3 separate regions of the Homo sapiens genome follow, and regions 1 and 3 are each linked to region 2. The links are chromatin loops, found by intact Hi-C in ENCODE. Cell type or tissue: mammary epithelial cell. All regions are shown on one strand.

Region 1 (2,500 bases), 79 kb after region 2:
TTGCCAACAATCCTTGCTTCCTCAAGACCTTCTAAGATCAGGCTTTTTCTTTTTATCCCACTTGGAGCCTAATGTCCTTCACTGGACATATCTTTTCATTTAATTGAACCTTTAGCAATATTCAGTTTAACTGGAATACTAGACATTTTGGGCAAATGTGAACATATTAGTAGCACGTTTGCTTTTCAACTGTCATTTATCTTCAACTCAAAATTCTCTTTCTCAAAATGAAACGAATTATAGTGTCAAAGTGAAAACAAGTGTGTCTTGAACTCCTTGATTATTCATTAAGAGGAAAAGAATGAAATTTCAGATTGATAGTGCACATTTGTGTGTGTGCTTGTGCGCACACTCTCTCTCTCTGGAGGCTCATAGAGTGTCCCAAACCATAAGCTAAAACTGCCCATCTTCTTAGGGTTTCAATTCTACCCAAAGCTTTGGAGTGAAAAAATCCATTTTAATATTAAAACAATCAGATATACTTAAAGAGCAGAATATAACATACCTGTAATTTTTTTTGTTTTTTTGAGACGGAGTCTCACTCTGCTGCCCAGGCTGGAGTGCAGTGGCACAATCTCGGCTCACTGCAACCTCCACCTGCCAGGTTCAAGCAATTCTCTTATCTCAGCCTCCTGAGTAGCTGCAATTACAGGCGTGCACCACCACGCCCAGCTAATTTTTGCATTTTTAGTCAGGACAGGGTTTCACCATGTTGGTCAGACTGGTCTGACTCCTGACATCAGGTGATCCTCCCTCCTCGGCATCCCAAAGTGCTGGGATTACAGGTGTGAGTCACAGCGCCCGGCCCATAGCTGCAATTTTTAACAATGAAACCTCAAAGGATGTGAGTTCTTGCCAGGTCATAGCTGGTGCCTCCTTCTGTGTTGGGGTTTTTGCAGGGCAAGGCTGGGAAGCACTGGTTTAGCTCTCTGGGAAGGGGAGGAAAGCGGTAAGCTGTCCAGAGGACTTGTTCTCCGGAGGCAAGCCGTCACTGCTTTGGGGATCTTGGCAACTGAGCGTCTCTATGTGCCCAGGCCTCAGCCAAGTGCTGGGGAGGACAAAAGCTGCCTCAGCTCCCAGGGAGTCCAAAACCTGGTTAATGCAGACAACAGCACCTACTCCTGCACAGAAAAGCCATTGCAGACACTGACACAAGCTAGCATTTTAGCAAATAAAGGCATTATTATTTGCCGAGCAAAATATAATGTGGGGAGGCATCAGCACGTGGCCTCTCACGTAGTTCTCTAAATTTAATTTTTTATCTAACATTAAACTTCAATGGTTTCAAAAATTTTGTAACAGAATTTTGATCAAGTTGCTTCCATTTTTAAAGCTAGATCTGTCTTTAAAAACAAATAGCTGCCGGGCGTGATGGCTCACGCCTGTAATCCCAGCACTTTGGGAGGCTGAGGACGGAGGATCACGAGGTCAGGAGATCGAGACCATCCTGGCTAATACAGTGAAACCTGTCTCTACTAAAAATACAAAAAAATTAGCCGGGCGTGGTGGCGGGCACCTGTAGTCCCAGCTACTCGGGAGGCTGAAGCAGGAGAATGGAGTGAACCCGGGAGGCAGAGCTTGCAGTGAGCCGAGATTGCACCACTGCACTCCAGCCTGGGTGACAGAGTGAGACTCCGTCTCAAAAAAAAAAAAAAAAAAAAAAAAAAAAAAAACACACAGTAGGCTGGGCGCGGTGGCTTATGCCTGTAATCCCAGCACTTTGGGAGGCTGAGGTGGGCTGATCACCTGAGGTCAGAAGTTTGAGACCAGCCACAGCCAACATGGCAAAACCCCATCTTTACTAAAAATACAAAAAATTAGGCCGGGTGCGGTGGCTGTCGCCTATAATCCCAGAACTTTGGGAGGCCAAGGCGGGTGGATAACGAGGTCAGGAGTTCGAGACCAGCCTGACCAGCATAGTGAAACTCCATCTCTACTAAAAATACAAAAAAAATTAGCCAAGCATGGTGGCGGGTGCCTGTAATCCCAGCTACTTGGGAGGCTGAGGCAGGAGAATTGCTTGAACCCAGGAGGTGGAGGTTGCAGTGAGCCAAGATCGTGCCACTGCACTTCAGCCCAGACAACAGTGCAAGACTCAGTCTCAAAAATAAAATAAAATAAAATAAAAAATTAGCCGGGTGTAGTGGCAGGCGCTTGTAATCCTAGCTACTTGGGAGGCTGAAGCAGAATTGCTTGAACCTCGGAGGCAGGGGTTACAGTGAGCTGAGATGGCGCCATTGCACTCCAGCCTGGGTGACAGATCGAGACACTCTCTCTCAAAAAAAAAAAAAAGAACACAGAATATTCCCTTATATTCCATTGCAATCCCTTCCATCTGTGGCCTAGCCATGGCATTACTCTCTAACCATTAGCCCTACTTTACTATCTGCGCATCCTTGGGGAGTTTCTTTACCTCTCAAGCCTCCCTTTTCTCCTCATAAAATAGAGGCAATTACAGGACCACCTCATGGAGTTGCTGAGACAGTGGCTCTGAGAACGT
Region 2 (2,500 bases):
TACTGTTGATTGTTATTGTAGAATTATAATAGCGAACATCTCTGGCATATTTATAATGTATCAATCACTGTTTCAAGCATTTCACATTTTAAATTTCATTTGATAATATCAGTAGCGTAACGTCTCATACATGGTCATTGTTTCTGTACTTTTTTAAATGAGAAAATGCATTTTTACTCTAAAAGTGTGGCTTGCTTGGTAGACTAAAAACCTTCAAATATGAGGCCTGTGGAGAAAAATAATGAAAGGAATGGCTGGACTAAATAGAGGCAAGTCGGCTGGGCGCAGTGGCTCACGCCTGTAATCTCAGCACTTTGGGAGGCCAAGGCGGGCGGATCACAAGGTCAAGAGATCGAGATCATCCTGGCCAACATGGTGAAACCCTGTCTCTATTAAAAGTATAAAAATTAGCTGGGCCTGGTGGCGGGTGCCTGTAGTCCCAGCTACTCGGGAGGCTGAGGCAGGAGAATGGCTTGAACCCGGGAGGCTGAGGTTGCAGTGAGCTGAGATCATGCCATTGCACTCCAGCCTGGGTGACAGAGCAAGACGCCGTCTCAAAAAAAAAAAAAAAAAAAAAAAAAAATAGAGGCAAGTCTCTCTTTGATTCTTAAGGAAATCTATGCTTGGGGAACCTTTGTTAACGTATTGAAAATGTGAATAGTGACATTACAGGAAGTTGAAGGTATAAATCGTAAGAAATTGGCACTATAGATTTGTGATTAATTTTTCTTGATTTTTACAAAGGCATAAGAGACTGGAGTTACGAGTTCATTTTCCTCTTGTTACTGAGGGGTCTGGGCCAGGGAGTCCGGTTTCTTCCTCTTTCGAGATTTAACCAATTGTGTGACCGTGGATGAGGCATTTGACCCCTTTGGGCCTCAGTTTCCCATGTGTAATGTGTAGTTTGAACTAGTCATCTCTAAAGCCCTTTCCAGGAATGAAAGTATGTGGTTCTCTGACGTTTGCTCCAAGATGCTCATCCGCTGAAAGCCTTGCCCTGGCTCCACGGGCTTCAGCCCTTTGAACAGAAGAGGGCGCCCTAAACATGGTGATTCCTTCCTTTCCCTGCGGGCCCTTTTGGCAATTCAGGTAGAGGACCGGCGCAAGTGTTCTCGTCAGGATTCAGTTGTCCAGAGGCCAGCATTTTCCCTGGACAAGGGGTAGCTAAGGCCTCAGAGGAAGCCACTGACTTTGCATCTTTCCAAATCTTGTGAGGTTGAAATTTTAATTATATTTTAACTATGGATATAATTGAAGAAGATGGAAAAAAGACACTATTGTAATTCCATAGTCAGTTACTGCTCTAAAATAAAATGCAGATAAGTAATATAGCCATTCTCGTTCTTGTTGACTGGAGGGGGTGGGGTATGGACGTGTCACGTATTGTCTCAGGGCTCTCAGGGCATGGCTTCATTCATTCATTCCATATTTTCCGAGGGTCTACTTGGTGCCAACTACTGTTTGTTTATAGCGTCAACCAAACAAAGCCCTTGTCCCCATTGAAGCTAATATTGTATGAGCATTTTCAAAATGGTGGGCTGAAATGGATCCTCAGGCCTCGAAATGCATGCATGGAGCCATATTTGAGCTAACTAAGGGTGTGAAGCTTCCATACACCAAGTAGTTTCCAAAGGAAACTGCCCAGGGACAGAACATCTGCTTATCAGGAGTTTTGCCACTAGCAAAATGGAGTAATTGGGAAAATGACTGTTGAACAAGTTAAATGTACAGGTACAACATTCTTTCTTTCTTTCTTTCTTTTCCTGAGACAGAGAGTCTCCCTCTGTCGGCCAGGCTGGAGTGCAGTGGCGCAATCTCCGCTCACTGCAACTTCTGCCTCCCAGGTTCAAGTGATTCTTCTGCCTCCACCTTCCAAGTAGCTGGGATTACAGGCGCCCACCATCATGCCCGGCTAATTTTTGTATTTTCAGTAGAGACGGGGTTTCGCCATGTTGGCCAGGCTGTTCTTAAACTCCTGACCTCAGGTGATCCACCCACCTCGACCTCCCAAAGTGTTGGGATTACAGGCGTGAGACACCGCGCCTGGCCCAACATTCTTGAAAGAAGGACAAGAAAGCTACCTGCATTTGTCCACACTGCTCAGTCTCAAGGTAATAAAGGGAGTGGAAGGCTATTAGCATTCAGGCAAACGCAGCAGCTAAAGCGCCTGTTATGGGCAACAGCACAGGCTGTAGAGTGAGGCTGCCCAAGTTTCAATGCAAGCTCTGCCACTCACCCTCTGGCTGAACTGGCGGAAATTTCTTAACCTGCATGAGGTTCTGTGGGTCATGTGGGGATTCAATGGGTCCACATATTTAAGCCATCAGAACAGTGGCCTCGCACACAGTAATTGCTCAGTAAATTTTCACCATACTTACCGATGTGATTATCAGTATAACCTTAAATTGGTCCCGTTCCTGATTTCTTTTCATTCTGACTAAATCCTTTTAAATCTTGGGTTAAAAGGCTAAATAAATTTGCTTAGCCAGAACAAGAGAAA
Region 3 (2,500 bases), 270 kb after region 2:
TTTGGAGAGACAGGGTTTCCCCATGTTGCCCAGGCTGGTCTCAACCTCCTGAGCTCAAGTGAGTCCCTTGCCTTGAGCTCAAGTGATTCCCTTGCCTTGGGCTCCCAGCGTGCTGGGATTACAGGTGTGAGCCATCATGCTCGGCCACTGCTTTGTGTTTACTGTATTTATTTTACAATAAATAAATGTATTTATTGCCTTCTATTTAGGACAGGTGATAGTCACTTCCCATTGTAGTAGTTAACATGCTTCATGCTTCCTTTTGAAATTAATTTCTTTTTTTTTTTTTTTTTTTTTTTTGAGACAGAGTTTCACTCTTGTTGCCCAGGCTGGAGTTCAATGGTGCTATCTCAGCCCATAGCAACCTCCACCTCCCAGGTTCAAGCAATTCTTCTGCCTCAGCCCCCCGAGTAGCTGGGATTACAGGCATGTGCCACCACTCCTGGCTAATTTTGTATTTTTAGTAGAGATGAGGTTTGTCCATGTTGGTCAGGCTGGTCTCGAACTCCCGACCTCAGGTGATCTGCCTGCCTCGGCCTCCCGAAGTGCTAGGATTACAGGCGTGAGCCACCACACCCAGCCTGAAATTAATTTCTTTAAATAAAAAGAGTGGGGCTGGGCACGGTGGCTCACTCCTGTAATCTCAGCACTTTGGGAGGCTGAGGCAGGCAGATCATGAGGTCATGAGATCGAGACCATCCTGGCTAACATGGTAAAACCCCATCTCTATTAGAAATACAAAAAAATTAGCAGGACATGGTGGTGTGCGCCTGTAGTCCCAGCTACTTAGGAGGCTGAGGCAGGAGAATCACTTGAAACCGGGAGGCAGAGGTTGCAGTGAGCCGAGATTGTGCCACTGCACTCCAGCCTGGCAACAGAGCGAGACTCTGTCTAAAAAAAAAAAAAAAAAAAAAAAAGTGAACCTGTTTAATAGTCTTAAGTGGTGCTCAGATATGGCAAAAACAAAGTTTTTTTGTGGCACAGGAGTGACTGGAGTTTGGGAAATATGAGTTTGCCCAGCAGGGACTGAACTTTTTCATTATGATGATAACAATAAAACAGCTACTACTATGTTATGTGCCAGCTATTTCTAGTCTTTATGAATACCCTATGAAGTAGTTATTATTTTACCCATTTACAGACGAGGACACTGAGGCTCAAAAGCTTTAGATAACTTGCCTGGGTCATGCTGTTAGCATGGTGGGTTGTAAAAATGGGCCCATTGTTCCCTTTCCTGTTCCACAGCCCTTTGCCATGTGAGTTTTTGGCTCCTCTCTGCAAGAGGTGGAATTTATTTCTCTATCCTTTGGTCTTGCCTTGGCCACATGACCTGCTTTGGCAAACGAGACATTAGTCAGCACGGCCCAAGCCGAGGCTTGTGAAATGCTGTGTGCTGGGGCTTGTTCTGCTGCTGTCCGGAATCCTTCTGCTACTGCTGCGTGAATGAGAGCCCAGGTTAGCCCTCTGGAGGATGAGAGTCACCAGGCCCAGGCATCTCCATGGCCCCAGCTGACACCAGGCCAACCCTCAGACATCTAAGTGATGACATCCTAAATCATCTAGCCCTACTTGAGCCAGCACAGACCAGAAATGCTCAGCTTGACCTCAGAATCATGAGAAATAAGTCGTAAACCACTGAATTTGGGGGTGATTTTTATTTACTTGTTTTTGAGACAAGGTCTCACTCTGTCACCCAGACTGGAGTGCTGTGGCACAAACATGACTCACTGCAACCTCTATCTCCCAGGCTCAAGCGATCCTCCCAACTCAGCCTCCCAAGTAGCTGGGACCACAGGCATGTGCCACCACAACCAGCTAGTTTGTTTTATTTTGTTTTTTTCCGTTTTTTCTAGAAGCGAGTCTCACCATGTTGCCCAGGCTGGGTGATTTATTGCACAGCAAAGCTAACTGATAGTGTTAGTGAGGAGAAAAGATGGGGCTGGACCTGGATTTTCTCCCTCCAGCCTTTCCCATGTCAGCAAATAACACACATGCCCTAAACCTACAACTTACCTTCCATTTATACTTCTTCATCACTCATCTCATTCAAACCCTCAGGCAAGGCTCCCAAAATACATCTCGAATCTTCCTTCCCAGCACCTCCTCTGCCATTTCTCTAGGCCAGCCTACCTCTTCTATCATCTAGACTGAGAGTCGGCAGACTTACTCTATAGAAGTCCAGATAGTAAATACTTGAGGCTTTGCAGGCCATACAGCCTCTGTTACCGACTTAACCTGCAGCTACAGAAGGAAAGCAGCCAGAGTCAAAAGCAAATGGGTGATGCTGTGTTCCAGGAAACCTTGACTTACAGACACTGGAATTCGAATCTTTACAATTTTATAAAAATTATATATGCCATAAAAAGACTCTACTTTTGATTTTTTTTCCAAACATTTAAAAATGTAAAAACAACTCTATGCTCACAGACCGTATAAAGACTGTATCAGGCAGCAAGCCGGATTTGGTGGATGAGCCAGTGTGCTGACTCCTATTATAATA

The links. Hi-C counts contacts between places; a loop is a spot of excess contacts. Peaks named below come from ENCODE experiments on the same cell type or tissue, not always from the same donor. Only the 100,000 strongest peaks of a DNase experiment are listed, where the experiment ranks them.
Region 1: a loop joins it to region 2, with 7 times the contacts of the local background. A loop is called at or near these places in 6 of 110 quality-filtered maps.
Region 3: it touches region 2 in a loop (8-fold over the local background); 14 of 110 quality-filtered maps call a loop at or near these places.

What each region holds. Positions count from the first base shown.
Region 1 is chr20:18,196,176-18,198,675 of GRCh38, reverse strand. No RefSeq gene overlaps it. Among named protein-coding and RNA genes, the nearest start is that of PET117, 60 kb to the right of the region's middle. In mammary epithelial cell, CTCF peaks have their summits at 690 and 1,119; a DNase peak (open chromatin) is centred at 795; H3K27ac peaks cover 1,752 bases.
Region 2 is chr20:18,275,455-18,277,954 of GRCh38, reverse strand. All of the region lies in intron 2 of LOC124904876 (a long non-coding RNA gene), which reads right to left. Among named protein-coding and RNA genes, the nearest start is that of ZNF133, 12 kb to the left of the region's middle. In mammary epithelial cell, a CTCF peak has its summit at 1,026 (motif pointing right); a DNase peak (open chromatin) is centred at 1,034.
Region 3 is chr20:18,000,559-18,003,058 of GRCh38, reverse strand. No RefSeq gene overlaps it. Among named protein-coding and RNA genes, the nearest start is that of MGME1, 33 kb to the right of the region's middle. In mammary epithelial cell, a CTCF peak has its summit at 1,482; a DNase peak (open chromatin) is centred at 1,388; H3K27ac peaks cover 1,300 bases.